Linked DNA regions of Mus musculus: region 2 is linked to region 1. Evidence: chromatin loops called from intact Hi-C (ENCODE). Cell type or tissue: gastrocnemius. All regions are shown on one strand.

Region 1 (5,000 bases):
GCTCCTGTCTTCGAGATCCTATTCTACAGACACAATCTGTTGATTGCATTCCGCCTTTAGTGAATTCAAGGGTAGTGGCAAGGAAGCAGCCCTGGCTTTCCCTAAGCATGTTATGAAACATAGAGTGCTGTACACCTGCTATGCTGAGAGGGGAGCAGGAGATGAGAAGTTCAGGGTCATTCTTGATGACATAGCTAGTTTAGTGCTTCCTGGGTTACACGAGGCACTTTCTCAAACAGAGAAGAGACATTAAAATTTAATCTGATGAAGTGACTTTTATCACCAATTGTTGATCTTTTATGCAATTGAGAAATACCAAGCTACCGAATGCAGACATTGCTAGTCCCCAAGGGGCAGCTAAGCCTGGTGATTAGGTTTCAGTGTCTTCAATATCATGGAAAGTAGACCGTCACCTGGTGTGGTATTCACACGTCTCTAACAGTGTTCTGCAGATATTTCAGTCTTTTGAGAGTCATAAAAACGCTTTGTAGAAATATGGCTCCCTGAAGAGAAATTAAGACCTCGTGGAAAGTAATGTGAAAGCCAGGTTTTCCTTGGCTGAGGGGATGGGGAGCAGGGTCATCCACTAGGTTTCAGACATGAAAAAGCATAAAAGATAATGAGAACAGATAACGATGACTCTGGAAGCCATTGGATAGTCTACAAAAATCTCAGTATCAGGGTTGGACTCAGGTGGTCTAGGAGGCCACTTAGGCCCCTGGTAGGATACAGTCATTTACTATTGGTAACTCCTCAGCACTGATGGAGCTGTGTTGCTAGAGACTTCATATATATTGGTCTCAGGATGCCAAGAAATCAAGCTGGAACTGGGATGGAAGCCTCCTTCCCACTCTTCAGCTCTAGTGTTAGGCAGGCTGCAGACCCAAGTGTTACAGGACTGACAGGCAAGGCAAAATGTGCCTCCTGGTGCAGTAGTGGCATGTCAGTAATAAGGGAGCATGTGCTCTCTGGTCAGTTTGTAGCCCTGCCCACTGGAAGGAATCCACACCTATTACTACCATCTTGGTCAAAATTCTTTGGCTGGGGAGGTCATGGGCCCTAGAGGGGAAGTTGCTGCTATTTTTCTGCTCAGTAGACATGATGTGTCCATCAATTTGTTTTCCAAAAAACTGTGTTTGTATCCATAGGTTAAGTGCTACTGTCAGCTTTGGTCAGAGAAGCCCCTGTTTTTACAGTAGGTAGCAATAACTGCAGAGACTTAGAACTGGTCAGAGTGCTGAGAATAAGGGACTACTAAATGCTCGGCTATAACAGAAATTCTCTATCACCCACTTCAAGGCTCAGGGAATATTGTAGAAGATGGGTGGAAAGGATGTAAGAGCCAGAGAAGGAATGGAATGGGTCAGAACAGTCTTCAGAATCTGACATCACCATTGCCCTCTTGATCTCATAGCTGTTGTGGTTCCTAGCACAAGATCTGCGCAAGATTGTACCTGCAGGATTCTGTCATGGGTGGGACTAGGAAAAGGAAGAAGGGCAGTGAACATCCCTGCCCAGCCCTCTAGGCAGCTAAAGGTAGCTAGGGGATTTGGGCTTATTAGACACCACTGTTCCCTGAGCTCAGATCACTGTCCAGTTAGGGGAGGGAAAGGCATTTTCTTCAGTGTGGTAGCAGTGTTGAGGAGTGTGTGTGCTCTGTAAATATCCCTCTCCCAGAACCTTACAGCAGCAACCCTAATGGACCTCACTTGCCCATCAAGAATAGACATAGGCAGGGCAGTAGAAGATGACTCTGGTGGGAACAGATAGGGAACAGAGAGAGAAACAGGGGCAGGGATAATGTTTGAAACTATGCTGCCTTGTTTCTGATAACTTTCAAGGCATAATAGTACTAGCAATTTCCTCATTTTGAGGAATCACATCAGAAATACACTGAGAAGCCACACTCGGATGTTTACTTTAGCATTTTGCATTTTATCTTATTTTAAACCTGCTGATTGAAACTGACTTGGCAATCCTTTCTCATTGCAGATCATTCAACTTCAAGTGGCACGTTATCTTTCAAGCCTAGTCGATCATTGGTCACTCTTCCCACTGCCCATGTGATGCCATCTAACTCCAGTGCTTCCGTTTCCAAACATAGGGAATCTCTAACACCAGATGGCTCTAAATGGAGTACTAGCCTCATGCAGACATTGGGAGACCACAGCAGAGGGGAGCGGGACTCCTCCCTAGACATGAAGGACTTCAGGCCCCTGAGGAAATGGTCATCTTTGTCCAAACTTACTGCCCCAGATACCCGCAACCACAGTGGCATTGCATACCCGCAAGAGCTGAGGAATAGCTTGGAGATGACAGGGAAGGGCAAGCCTTTTATGTCCCACTTACGGACCTTTGGGCCAAGTTGCTTACATGACAGTATGGAGCTGCTTAAGCTGGAAGACAAGGAAATAAATAAAAAGCGGTCATCAACTCTGGACTGCAAATATAAATTTGAGAGCTGCAACAAAGAAGATGTCAGAGTCTCTTCCTCTGCTCTCAGGAGACAGACTTTAGACATGACATACAGTGCCTTACCTGAGAGCAAGCCCATTGTGACAGGCTCAGAGACTTTTGAGTCTCCAAAGTATTTAATGCTGGGCCAGCAGGCAGTAGGTGGAGTTCCCATTCAACCTTCTGTGAGGACTCAGATGTGGCTGACAGAGCAGTTACGGACAAACCCATTGGAAGGCAGAACCACAGACGATTCTTACAGTTTAGCTCCTTGGCAACAGCCACAAACTGAAGAGTTTCAGCAAGGAAGTGAGACGCCAATGCAGGTAAGGCTGAAAACCTAGTGTTTGCTTCCCTCCAGTGGATGTTTTATGTATTGCAGCAAGTACACAAGTTAAAAAAACCGTTAAGTGCTATAAAATTGACACACTGTGTTTAGAAAAACTTACAAATCTTTTGAGATTAATTAATTTGATAGCCTTAAACATTGTACTTAACTTGGCCTTTACTTTCTCTCTTGTTAAGTAGGCATAGAAATTAAACACATTCAGTTGAAAGAAACGGAAAACAGACAGAAGCTGTCACGGTATCATAGGAAGGAAACTGATTGGAACAAACAGGCCGTGGACTTTGTTCTGATCATGTCACATTTAGAGCTTGGATATTTTTTTTCTTTTTCTTCATAAGTTAGTTTTTCATTTATTTTTTAATCTGCATTCAAAGTGTTTATTTCATTATAGGATTTTCATACAGTCGTCTTCTTGGTCCTCTGCTTGCCCTCAGCCTGGTTCCACCCTACTGCCCCTCCCTTTCCCACAAGAGCCCTTTGCTCTGTCCCCCTCCTTACACACCCTCTCTATACTCTGCCTCCCTCTTTATTCTTCTCTAGCTTAGCTCTTTCTAGTTTCACAAGTAGAACAAGAATTCACATGAACAAGATTTCAAATCTAGATTAACAATATGAGAGAAAACATGACGCATTTGCCTTCCCGGGTCTGGCATGCTTTGATTAATGTAGTGATTTCAAGTCCCATTTGGTTTTCTGCAGAAGTCACAATTTAATTTTCCTTTATGGCCAAATAAAGTTGCATCGTGTATATGTACCACATTTTCTTACATGCTTACAGGTGGATGGATCTCTAGGCTGGTTTTATTTCTAGTTGCTATGAATGTTAGTAAACATGGGACTGTACTCATTTCTATGACTTTTAGTAGACTCTTTGGGAATTTAGTCTGGTGAGAACTCAGGTGTCTTTTGACCTGGCACTTAATTTCTTTGGGCCTTCTATAAAATGAGAAGGTGGAACCCAGTTCCTTGTACTATTTTGATAATGCTTTCTTTGTATATGAGCATATAAATCAGCTGCAGTTTTCAAGAAATGAATGGAACACCAAGATTTATTGAATTAGTTTAAAGGAACTACTTTATGATAATAACCACATACAGAGAAACATGGTGTATTAATCCCTATAAGGTCTGTGGAATAACATGCTAATAGGGAAATTTCTTTGTAAGATATGCACTAAGGAGCAACCACTCAGGTGTGAATCTTTGTAGAACACAGTAGAGGGAGGGAGAAGACAGCTAATGGGAAGCTCCCCTATGACTTAGAGCAGTGATTCTCAGCCCGAGGGGCCCAACCACTCTGAGCGGTGGAACGGCTGATGGAGTCACCTAAGACTATTGGAAAACAGACACATTATGATTCATAAAAGGAGCAAAATTATATGGTTGGGGGTCACCACAACACAAGAGACTATTACAGGGTCACAGCATCAGGGAGGTTGAGAACCACTGTGCACCATCCTGTGTAATATTCTGAACCATTTTTCCTTTGTGGTTGAAGAAAAACGATTTGCCTTTGTTTGGTTCACGTTATAGTTCACCACAGTCTTGGCTCTTTTCTTTGCGTTTTGATACCTCACCCATAGTACCCCAAATTGTCTCTGTAGGGTTGTGATAGTCTCGGCCTTGTTCAGGAGGGACTGTTTCATTGAAATGTGCTCTTCTGTACTCCTTGTTTTCAAGGAGGGGTGTGAGAATGTAGACCTCCTCAACACATAAAATAACCATTAGCTTCTCGTAAGCCCACAGTGGGTCTGCCCCCTGGTGGTTAAGTAGGGAACTCTATTGCTAACTTTGCATTGTCTCATGTTCCCTGGACTGTAGTTGTTAAAAATGGAGATGAAATTTTGTATGTATATAAATCATAAAGTGGTTTGATCAGTTAAGGGATTGCTAACTCATGTTAGCAGAGACTTTCTGTTATTTAAATGAAGATTTTGATTAAATAACATAAAAGACTTCTTCGAAATGAATTGTGAATGAAAAAGTCTGGCTTGTAACTCGGATTTTCTTATGTTTTTTTAAAAAGAAAATTTTCTTAGTTTCATTATTTTTCATGCTGTTTTATCTTTAACTCTTTAGCTGAGACAATCTGTATACTGAGGAGGTGACTATGACACATGCAGTCACAGTTTGTGACATAGTGGGTAGCTTAAAGCATCTGCTAGTGGATACATGCTTTACGGATTGATTTGTCTAT
Region 2 (5,000 bases), 160 kb before region 1:
ATGCCACAGCACACTCCCTGCCATAGCTCATGGTGACATTCACAAGGGTAAGGACAATAGACCTTTCCCTCCTTTAGTTGTTTTTGTTGGGAGAACAAGTTGCTTACTGGCAGCAATGAGACCAGGTGTCTAACGCAAGTTACACCGTGAGAGGCAGGGTGTGTTTCTACGGGAGAAGCTGCATCTTTAAAACATCTTGAGACATCTTAGGAGTTACAAAAAAAAAAAAAAAAATAGTGTCTCTTAGGTGACATTCAAAAGACAATACGATGTCTGGTGTATAATCTCCTGTCCCTTTCTTGTCAGATTCCCACTGATACTTACATAGCTCCCTCAGGCTCCCCTCCCTGTTTCCCTCTGACACAATCTTACTTGTGTGCCTCACATTGATTAGCCTGATGACAGATAGCTGTGAGCATTGCTCAGGAGAGTGAGGAGGCAGTCAGAGGAAAGCTGGTAGCCACAGTATATCAATAATTATTCATGCTTTGACATGTAGCCATGTCTGGCTTTTTTTTTTTTTTTTTTTTTTTAAGATTTATTATTTATTATATGTAAGTACACTGTAGCTGTCTTCAGACACTCCAGAAGAGGGAGTCAGATCTCATAACAGATGGTTGTGAGCCACCATGTGGTTGCTGGGATTTGAACTCCGGACCTTCGGAAGAGCAGTCGGGTGCTCTTACCTGCTGAGCCATCTCACCAGCCCCATGTCTGGCTTTTTATATGGGAATCTGAACTTGGTTCTCAGGGCTGTGCCCCAAATGCTCTGTTACCCACTGGGCCATCTCCCAACCTCTATGTATATTAAAATACTTATGGGATGCCTCCTGTATGCTAGCAGTTCAGAACGAACAGAGGCGGGTTAATTACATTAGCCGAATAAATAAAAACATAGAATAACAAGTTGTAGTGGTTTAGAAGAGAATGACTGTCACAAGCTCATATAGTTTAATGTTTGGTTCCCAATAGATGGACTCTTTAGAAAGGATTAGAGGTATGTGTGTGGCCTTGGTGGAGGAAGTGTGTCACTGCAGGTAGGCTATGAGGTTTCAAAAGCCCACTTCTGGCCCAGCCTAGTTCTCTTTCTGCTTCCTATCTGTGGACCAGGAGGTAAGTTCTTAGCTACTGCTCCAGCACCATCCCAGCCGTCATGCTCCCGCACCATGATGACCATGGACTAGCCCTACGGAACCGTAAGCAGGCCCCTGATTAAATGCTTTCTTTCATGAGCTGCCTTGGTCATGGTGTGCCTTCACAGAAAGAGAAGTAGATAAGACGTAAGGGTAACATGAAAGTGATTTTCTTCTTTGCATTTTCCCCATTCCAGAAGTCAGTGGTTTGAATAAGGAAGAGGCTATTTCTTGCTTACATAACCCATCAGGTGGAAGCAATCAAGTCAGGGATGAGAACGGCTCATGTGAGAGGTGGGGGTCCAAGCGTCTTCAGTCTGGTTGTCTCTCTAGACCAGTGTACTGGCAATGCAACATCAGATCTCTGTGGTCACGTTCCAGGCTGTGGGGAAGAGGACATTTCTTCACCAGTGGGATAACCTGAAACTTTACTATTTTTCCTCCCTGAAATGATTCATGTTTTCACTTCTATGGGTAAGGCATTCTGGGAATACAATCTTGTGCTGTAAATGTGCCAACAGAGGTTGCCTTATGTGTTAACTAATGAAGAGGGGAAGATAAGTTTCAGTACATATTTTTTAGTCTTCTTTACAATCGACAACTAATTCACTGTTTGCTAAGAGCACGTTGGAAAAAAATCCAAACTTGGTTCTCAGTCTCAATGGCTTTTTAGCCCTACAGTTTCCTTACACCTCCAGACTGTCACCATATCAGGCAGTCCCTATATAGGAAATCCAGAAACCATTCTGGCTGATAGCTCAAGGCTGAAGTAAAGAGCCTGATGATACCATCTGGTTGCAAGACAGCTTTTAAGGACTGTCCGTCAAGAAAAGAGTGGAGAAAACAGAATTGGGTAGAGACAGAAAATGGGCTGTCAGAAGTGGGGGTAACAGCCTCAGCTGTCCCCAAGGGAACTCTGCATTGGAAGTAACTCATCAGCCCAACTCCACGCTGGGCTGAAATCACAGGTGTCTTTCACACCCGCTGAGAAGAGAGAAATTCAGGGCCATGGCTCCACAACTGAGAGTTCCCTACAGCAGTGGTCCTCAGTCTTCTTCATGCCACCACCCCCTAATACCATTCCTCATGTTTTGGTGACCCCCCAGCCATAAGATCATTTCTGTTGTTACGTAAAGCTGTAATTTTATCACTGTTACGAATCATAATGTAAACATCTGTGTTTTCTGATAGTCTTAGGTGACCCCTGTGAAAGGGTCATTCTACCCCACCATAGGAGTCTCCACTCACAGGGTGAGAACCACTGCTCTACAGGAAAGCCTGACCAAATCTTTAAAGAGGAACATGGCACATCCTCCCTCCCCCTCCCCTCCCCTCCCCTCCCCCTCCCCCTTTCCCTCTCCCTCCCCCTCTCTCCCTCTCCCTCCCCCTCTCTCCCTCTCCCTTCCCCTCCCCCTTTTCTTCTCTCCACTCTTTTCCCTCTCCCTCCTCTCCCTCGCCCTCTCTCTTCATACTTTCAAGAAAAACTGTGGTGTGATCCAATTACCTGTGCTCTTAAGACACTAGTTTTCCATACTTAGCAACTTAACTATGGATCACAACTGCTCTGTGTTGGGCTGGAGAGATGGCTTAGTTAAGAGGACTGACTGTTCTTCCAGAGATCCTGCAACCACAAGGTGGCTCACAACCATCTGTAATGGGATCTGATGCTCTCTTCTGGTGTGTCTGAAGACATCTACAGTGTAACCATATAAATAAAATAAACATATCTTTTTTTAAAAAAAGATAATCTATTGCATAGTTGTACAACATTTAATCAAGTTCTTCTTGATGGGCATCTGAGAACCTCCCTATATTTTCTTCTACAAATAACTCAGCCACAATCATCCTGATGAAACATCTTTGCATGCATATGTAATTATCATTACAGAATAGTCTCTAATATAAAATGGTTGGGCCGCAAGGTATGTGTACTTATGTAGTAATATGTAGGAAGTACACTGCTGGTTGCCTCCCCTAAAGCTGCATTGCTTTTCCTATCTCTGGAGGTGATCTACATTAACATTAATCTTCTTACATTTTGCTCTTACATTTTATGGGAAAAAAGAAAAACCTCATTGCTTTCTTTTTTCTCTTTTCATTCTCCCTTTCTTTTTCTTTTTTTCTTTTCTTTCTTTCTTTTTTTTTTTCTTTTGAGACAGGGTCTCTCTACATAGACGAGGCTGGCCTCAAACTCACAGAGATTCTCCCATCTCTGCCTCCAAGTGCTGGTATTAAAGGTGCATGTGACCATGGCCAGCTTCATTGCTTTCTCAATAATATGTAAGTAAGCATGTGGTTAGTAATCACATATATTAATTAGTAAGCACGATAAATTCATTTCATATATTGACAGGTTATACTTCTTCATTTATTTTCCCTTTTGTGAATCATCATTCTTTTGTAAGTGTCTGCTCCAATAAACACGGCAAATGTCTGAGTGTAAGATACAGTATTATGTCCCAAGATCCTTTGTGTCTAATTTTTCTCCCTCTGCCATGACTCAATCTCTGTCACTTCTACAGTTTCTGGTAAAATAGAGCTAGTAACTTTCTCTCTAAATCCACAAAGGCAATTTGTATGAGTTTTCTTCCAGTGCTGTTATACATTTTCAATGTCAAGTAGTAAATGTTGAAAAAGATTTTTTTCTCACCATGTCCATTCTCTGTATATGCTTATACATGTGCAGTTGTCATGTGGGTACATATGGGTGTACATGCATGTGGAGGGCAGAGGTTGGCTTTAAGTATCTCCTTTTATTGCTCCCCACTTTATTTTTTGAGACAGGGTCTTTTACTGAGCCTGGAAGGGCCCATTTATTGGCTGGACTACTGACTGGTTGACCAGTAAGCTACCTGGGATCTTCAAGTCTTCACTTTCAAAGGCAGAGCTATAGACACAGCACTCTGCACTGCCTTTCTCTGGGGATCCAAATTCAGGCCCTCATGCTTGTGCTGCAAGGACTTTACCAAGCAAGCCATAGCCATGGCCCCCAAGCCCCACTCCCCAACCCCAAGCCACTTTAAAATCCCATCTGATTCTCAAATACCACCGACTTCCTTGTTACAGAGAATAATAATGATGAAAACATGGCTTTTACCTTGTAGTGTGGTCACTTGGATGCAGCCACACATCTTGCTTGAAGTGGAAACTTAAGGGATCTTTGGAAAGCCAGTTGTGTTGGATGGTGTTTTGAAGTGGACACAGGTGGAAGGCTAAGGCAGACTTGTGAAGGAATGTTTCATTGAAGCAGACATAAGGGAAAGGATGTTCTGCTAAGGATGCTTCACTAACGACAAGCCTGCATCGGTCCACTTTACATTGTGCAGTTGAGCTCCATTTACTGGGACTCCATAGAGAGAACTTCTGGTGGTGCGCTGTAATTTCGTGCTGTTTCTTCAGACTCCAGGTGATTGGCAGAGTGATGTCAGCTGAGATGGATGCACACACCAAGGGAAGACACATGTTGAGGTAAGACCTGTGGAGGACACGTGATGTTTGGAGGGAATATAAATCGAACTCAAGGGACAGTGACGGAGGCTGAGCTAAGCTTGTGTGTAGAGCTAGTGGTGCAATGCTTGTCTTGGGTCTTGAGTCTTCGCTGATCTTTGATCTTTGCTTTGCTGAGAGAGGCACAGCTGAGAACTCCTGGTGTTCCTGCTGGTCCCTCTTGCTGACTTGTATCCAGGCTGAGGCTTGGATGTCTCTGCTAGGCAGTGCCACTGGTGCTGATTGTGTTTGCTATCTTGACTCTACTGAACTGAACTGCTGGTGTATGTATCCGTGAAGTGTTTGCCAGTGGATCAAGCTGCTGCTGCTGACCTGTGAACTGAACGGCCAGTTTCCAGACAACACAGATGGAAGTTGCTC

The links. Peaks named below come from ENCODE experiments on the same cell type or tissue, not always from the same donor. Only the 100,000 strongest peaks of a DNase experiment are listed, where the experiment ranks them.
Region 2: it touches region 1 in a loop (7-fold over the local background); 40 of 42 quality-filtered maps call a loop at or near these places.

Annotation. Positions count from the first base shown.
Region 1 is chr10:53,346,252-53,351,251 of GRCm38, reverse strand. It overlaps Cep85l (centrosomal protein 85-like), which reads left to right. Exons shown (of 13, transcript NM_001204983.2): 3 at 1,993-2,780. Among named protein-coding and RNA genes, the nearest start is that of Pln, 11 kb to the right of the region's middle. In gastrocnemius, a CTCF peak has its summit at 2,824 (motif pointing left); DNase peaks (open chromatin) are centred at 2,758 and 4,555; H3K4me3 peaks cover 1,482 bases; H3K27ac peaks cover 3,434 bases.
Region 2 is chr10:53,510,455-53,515,454 of GRCm38, reverse strand. It overlaps Gm40650 (predicted gene, 40650), which reads right to left. Exons shown (of 4, transcript NR_169148.1): 2 at 4,231-5,000; 3 at 2,638-2,826; 4 at 911-1,515. It overlaps Gm20597 (predicted gene, 20597), which reads left to right. Exons shown (of 4, transcript NR_037973.2): 3 at 4,533-4,601. Among named protein-coding and RNA genes, the nearest start is that of Gm20597, 6.0 kb to the left of the region's middle. In gastrocnemius, a CTCF peak has its summit at 2,759; no DNase peak of the experiment used is centred here.